Regions from separate parts of the Mus musculus genome. Here region 2 is linked to region 1. Evidence: chromatin loops called from intact Hi-C (ENCODE). Cell type or tissue: gastrocnemius. All regions are shown on one strand. Each heading gives the region's core, and the rest is flanking DNA. Links, peaks and the distances in the headings are about the cores only. Region 1 overlaps Efcab6 (EF-hand calcium binding domain 6). Region 2 overlaps Efcab6 (EF-hand calcium binding domain 6).

Region 1 (2,909 bases), core at 115-2,614:
TCTGCCATGCTGTGAAGCTGTGTCCTGAATGAGCTGGGGTTCTCTGCCTGGGTAGAGATACTACCCTAAATGTAGGCATGGTGAGAAAGGAAACCAGGCATAGTGGTGCTTGCTTTTAATGCCAGGGCTCAGGAGGCAGAGACAGGGGGATTGCTGTTAGTTCAAGGTCAGGTCTCTATTACAACTTACAAGCCTGCCAAGGGTTACATAATGAGACTGTGTTTTAACATCATCATCATCAACAACAACAAAAACAACAGCAACAACCTTTTAAAAGAAGGAGAAGGAAGAGAAAGAGAAGAGAAAGGGGGAATGTTTCCTGGGGACCTGGCACCCTGGAGTCCCTCGGTAGACAGGCGTGGGCTTCTTGTCATGGGTCTTCCAAGCCATCGTCTTGGGTGAATGCCTTAGCAATGGAGATGAAGTGCAGGCTCTGTGCGTGGCTGCAGAGTGCATGGCCTCCAGCCTCCCTCCTTATACCTCTATGGGGACACCCAGAACCAGGTCTTTGTTCCATCTGAGGAGCTGCAACTTCTGGGTTTCGTTGATTTGCGTTTCTCTTTTTGTCTGCTCTCTTTTCTCCATTTCCGTGGATCCCATTCAGATGTCTTTTTATGTAAGCTTGTTCAGTTTGGGTAGAATCAGGGTATGCAACGTGTTGGGCCCACGGTGGGGGGTGGGGCGAGGGGGTGGGGGGAGGAAGGAGGGAGGAGGGAGGAGGGAGGAGGGAGTGATCGCCAGAGTGAGCAGAGCCCAGGGACTCAGGCAGACAGGCAGGGAGAGAGGAGGGCTTTGTTAGAGGTGAGCGATGCCTGGCCGGCCGCTGCTCCCCCGCGCGCACGTCCCTGAGTCGAGAGTCTGTGTTTATGAGGCTCTGAATGCGGTCTAATTTTTTCCTATCTGGTTTGGCTCATCTCTACCAGCTGGTAAATAGGAAATGTTCACGGTGGGAAGCCAATACTCCTCAGAGTGTAAACAGATGGAACCCATATAAAGTGACAAGTCAGACTGCGTGGCTGAGAACGTGGAGCCAAAACTCCGAACATAACAGTCAAGCGCCTACTCCGTTCCAGTTCATTTCGCCCCGAGTAGCGCTTCATAGCTGCACAGCTGTGTTGTTTCTTTCTTCCCCCGTCCTTTCTTCTGGGTTGATAATGACAATTTCAAAGAAAAACTTTAATTAAAGATTTTATACAAAATAGCCAAAAGTAGAATAATAAGGAAAATGAGCATTGATGTGTTTATTGTGAGAGGCATCCTTTTTTTTTGTTGGGGGGGGGGGTGGGGTGGAGTGGAGTCTCATTTCAAAATGTTCACTTGTTCAATTTGAAACGAGTTTGGTGGCGGTGACAGAAAGGTGGCAGACAGACAGCAGTGGCTGCTGAGCACTCTCTTGCACTCTGCAGAGAGCCAAGATTGGGGTAGTAGCAGCTCCCTGCTGTGGGGCTCAGACTGCAGGCTGTCCCCTCACGCCCATGCTTATGAGTGTGTGTGTGTATGTGTGTGTGTGTGTGCCTCCGTGCTTCTTTGTATGCAGTTCTTGACCCCCTTCTGTCAGAGCTAGGCAGGAGGAGGTGTCTCCAGCAGAGGGACCTGTTGGCCAGGAGGTCAGAGAGCTGGGAAGGATTCAGTAGTCTCCAGTGTTGTTCTAGAATGGCCTCCTCATAACCAGGCTGGTAGAGTGAGTCGAGGCTTCAGAAAGCAAAGTTTCTGTTCTCTGCCCCTGAAAGTCTGGGTGCTTACAGCTAGGTTGGATGATATGTGCGTGTAGACCCAGTCCTGGCCAAGCAGAGATAGGTGGATCCTTCAGGCTCATGGGCCTGCTAGTCCCAGGCCAGTGAGAGGCCCTTTCTCAAAGTCCAAAATGAATGGCTCCTGCGTAGTGACACTTTGAGGTGTCCTCTGGCCTCTCCATACCTCTTCTCTGTCTGTCTGTCTGTCACTCTCTCTCTCTCTCTCTCTCTCTCTCTCTCTCTCTCTGTGTGTGTCTCTCTCTGTCTCTCTCTCTCTGTCTCTCTGTCTCTCTCTCTCTCACACACACACACTCATACTCATACACTCACACACACTAAAGTCTGGGTGGCCGTATTTATTTGGGCTTGCGGCTTTTCTTCCCAGAGCTCATACTGTGTACAAAGCATTTGGAACAAAGCCCCGCAGAGTAATAACGAGTAATAACGCATCCACTGCAGGCAGTTTATGGAACTGTCGCAGCTCAGTGGGGGACAAATAGGAAGCAGTTGGATTTTCCTCCTCACGCTGCTCTGCAGGCCCACACAGAGCTCCCCTTTCTGTCACTGAGGGATGCCTTTGGCAGGATCACATGGAGGCAAAAGCCAGGCCAGTGCAGGCCCTGGAGTTAGAGGTCTCGGTCACATAGCAGCTCAGGATGCCCTCCTGGGCTGGCTTCTGCCTGTCCTGTCTCTCACATGTGTTCCTCGTGTTCTCAGGTCTTGTTTGGGGAGCCTCAAAATAGTGTGGGTGCCTAATCCTGTCCTCTCTGACCTCCTCACCTCCCATGCCTGGTGGTGTACCCTATATGCCCCTGATGCTTGGTACCCTCATGTGACCTGCAGTCCCAGAGGAGCAGCACAGCACAGATTGCCACCTTTCCTGGTGTCTGCTCAACCCAGAGACTTCAGGTGTGCACATACCGTCCACACCAGGGAGACAGATTGCATTACTGGGCCCCTCTTCCAGACCTTCCCTCAGTTCCTCTACCAGAGGATGCTGGGCAGATCCCCGTAATGGAAGTAAAACGCCTGTCTGCCACACACCTCTCCAAGATCCCCTTAGATCACCCAGATTATACCTTATGTGTGTCTCAATCACCTGCCCATCACCCACCCATTCACTCATCCATCCATCTGGCCAGTCAGCCAGCCAGCCAACCATTATCCACCAGTACA
Region 2 (2,909 bases), core at 133-2,632, 51 kb after region 1:
TATATATACACACACACACACATTCAGGCCTGTCATATATGTGTACACACATTCAAATCTACCATCTATATGTGTATACATGTTATATTATATGTGTACACTTTTAAGCCTGTCATATACAAGCACACAAGCCCACCATATATATGCATTTACACTCAAGCCTGTCATATGTATGTGTATACACACAAACCTTTCAGATGTACACAATGTGCACACTCTTAAGCCTGTCATATATATGTGCACATACACTTAAACCCATCATACGTATAAGCACACACACCTCCAACCCTATGATGTGTATATAGACACACACACAATTTCTTTTATCATAAGCAGTTATATTGGAATATAAATGATGCTTTTGTAAGAGTACAGGACTACAAGTGCACATTGTGATGGGTTTGGATATACGCTCTTATACACTGTACCTGACTTTACCAACAAATAAGTTCATGTTGACGGCTTTGCAGTTTGTCATCGTTCATTGAGCCATCAGTGACATTCAACACAGTGAAGTTCACTAGCTAATTTTAAAGGACACTGCACAGCCTCCCTTGTTAGGATCTATGCAGTTTGTTTTCATAAATTTTGCTCCAACCTGAATCAGCCAGGCAGAGCCAGATTTCAAGCCCAAGCCCTGTGCTCCTGATTGCGCCTCAGGAAGGATAAACTTTCTTTCGTGCACTTAGGTGAGAAAAATGTCCCCTTCTACAGACACCAAGACACCTCTGCCTGTGGCTTGGGATTCAGTAAGTACCATTTGCCTTCTGTTTGGTGGGCACCATCCCCGTGTGCTCTGAGGGCACCTGCGTGCTGGTTTCCCGTGCAGTGAATGGAGGATGTCTTTCTTTCCTGTCTTAGGTAGAGGAATTGGTGCTGGACAGCATCACCAGGAACCTCCAGGCCTTTTACAGCATGCTGCAGTCGTACGACCTTAGGGACACGGGGACCATAGGGAAAAATAACTTCAGGAAAGTCATGCGTGTATTCTGCCCATATCTATCAAATGAGCACTTAGTAAGGTAAGTTCACAGGTCCTTCATACCCTGCTTCCCCACAGCCTGCTCTGTGACACTCATGAATAATATCAGTAACACACACTGTCTGCTGAGGCCTCACGAGCGCTGGACTAAAAATTTACCCTGTGTCATTTAGTCAGAGCCTCCATTAAAAGAGGATGGATGGAGAAGTTGGAGTGTCCCCAGTGCGTGGAGACACAGGTTCTGTCTGCATCTCTGGGATCACTGGCTATTCCTACTGCTATTTGTTTGTTTGTTTATTAAATTTGTAAGTGTACAAGTGTGTCTCTGTATATATTTATGTGTGTGAGTACAATACCTGTGGAGGTTCCTCATTCTCCTGGACACTTGAGATTGAGCTATTTAATTTTTTAACCTTGGGCTGGAGAGGTGACTCAGAGGGTAAGGGTATTATTGTTCTTACAGAGGACCTGAGGTCAGTTCCCAACACCAGCAACAAGCTGCTCACAACCACAAATACTCTACTTCAGGGTCCCCAGTGCCTCTGGCCTCGGCAGGTGCCTGCACTCAAATGCAAACAGATGTGTACCTAGACACACCCATCAACACATAATTTTTAAAAAAATTCACAATGTTAGTCTTTTAAAGGGCATACTCTGATAACTTTTCATCTTTAGATTCTCCAGTAAGTTCCAAGAAGCCGGCTCAGGAAGGATACTGTACAAGAAATTTCTGTTATCCATTGGTGTGGGTATCCCACCACCTACACCCCCGCTGTCTTCTCCGAAGGTTCAGCTAAGTGACCAGTTTCAAATTGAGGAGCCGGGCCAGCAGGATGAGAGGTAAATATGAGCAAAGGTTTAAAAAAAAGAAAACAGGCCTGGCTGGAGTAGACACTCTGTCAGTATATGTGGCTTCTGTATCTTCAGAGTTGTGGTCAATTAGAGAGGACAGTCCCCTAGCTTGCATCGTTAGAGCAGTTAGAGCTCTCGCTAGTAATTGAAACCAATTGCTAATTTTAGAAATGGAAGCAGGATAGTCACAGAGCTGGGGACTTGCTGAGGTTGTCCCTGTGTTGACAACCTTGGACTTCACCTCCCGGACAGCGTAAGTGCTCTGTGCCTGCATGTCCCCTCCTCCCCCGTCTTGTCTCTCACAGAACTGGGAGTCTTCCCCATAGCTTAACATTTATTATAAAGCATGCTCATTAACACAGCTAACAGTTTCTAATATGGATGGTGGAGCTGTTGTAATGATAGCCAGGTTGAACTGCCTGAACTGGCAACCAGAACACACTGAGTGGATTGGAAAGAGGACCAGACTGATGGACATTCAGACACCAGATCAGTCTAAGGAAAAGACGTGGTTTTAAGCTGCTTGTTCCTGGCATATCATGCCTGCAGGAGTGGGGACACCCAGCAAGTGCCACCTTGTCATTTCTGTATTTCAGGGTCCATGGGCATGGAATGACGGGTATGCCTTTTAAGAGAAAGCTTAAATATTTGGCAACATGTCTCCCTAAAGCCAGACGAAGGAATACTGGCAGTTTATCTGTTCATAAAGCAGGCTTTCCCAGAGAGAGGACCGGAACTCTGCTCCTTGTGACTGTCCTATGTCTGTCCCGTGCTTTCTGAAGGGCCCAGGAGACTGTGGATGGAGGGGAATGTATTATCTTCCAACTGCACACCCTCTCATAATACATCTTGTGAATTAAGTTGATTCTACAAAGCTACGCAGGTGAAGCACGGCTTCTCTGATCTACCACAGATGGCCCCAAATGCTTTGTCTAGCTTGAAGCCTCTCTGGAGGCCCTGACTTTGTTTCCCCGGTACGGGAAAGTATTTTGTTTTCAGCCATACATGCCGTTCCTTTGTGGTGGCAGAGTCAAGGCCACAGGAAGGTGAAATAGCTGGCCACAGTTGGAAGCAG

The links. A loop is a pair of places that touch in the nucleus more often than their neighbours do. Peaks named below come from ENCODE experiments on the same cell type or tissue, not always from the same donor. Only the 100,000 strongest peaks of a DNase experiment are listed, where the experiment ranks them.
Region 2: it touches region 1 in a loop (2.1-fold over the local background); 3 of 42 quality-filtered maps call a loop at or near these places.

Annotation. Positions count from the first base shown.
Region 1 is chr15:83,996,325-83,999,233 of GRCm38, reverse strand. The region is part of intron 6 of Efcab6 (EF-hand calcium binding domain 6); the gene reads left to right. Among named protein-coding and RNA genes, the nearest start is that of Efcab6, 68 kb to the left of the region's middle. In gastrocnemius, for the core only: a CTCF peak has its summit at 1,570 (motif pointing right); DNase peaks (open chromatin) are centred at 982 and 1,473; H3K4me3 peaks cover 727 bases.
Region 2 is chr15:83,945,748-83,948,656 of GRCm38, reverse strand. It overlaps Efcab6 (EF-hand calcium binding domain 6), which reads left to right. Exons shown (of 32, transcript NM_029946.4): 14 at 690-749; 15 at 862-1,022; 16 at 1,658-1,822. Among named protein-coding and RNA genes, the nearest start is that of Gm41372, 88 kb to the right of the region's middle. In gastrocnemius, for the core only: no CTCF peak of the experiment used is centred there; no DNase peak of the experiment used is centred there; H3K4me3 peaks cover 575 bases; H3K27ac peaks cover 1,162 bases.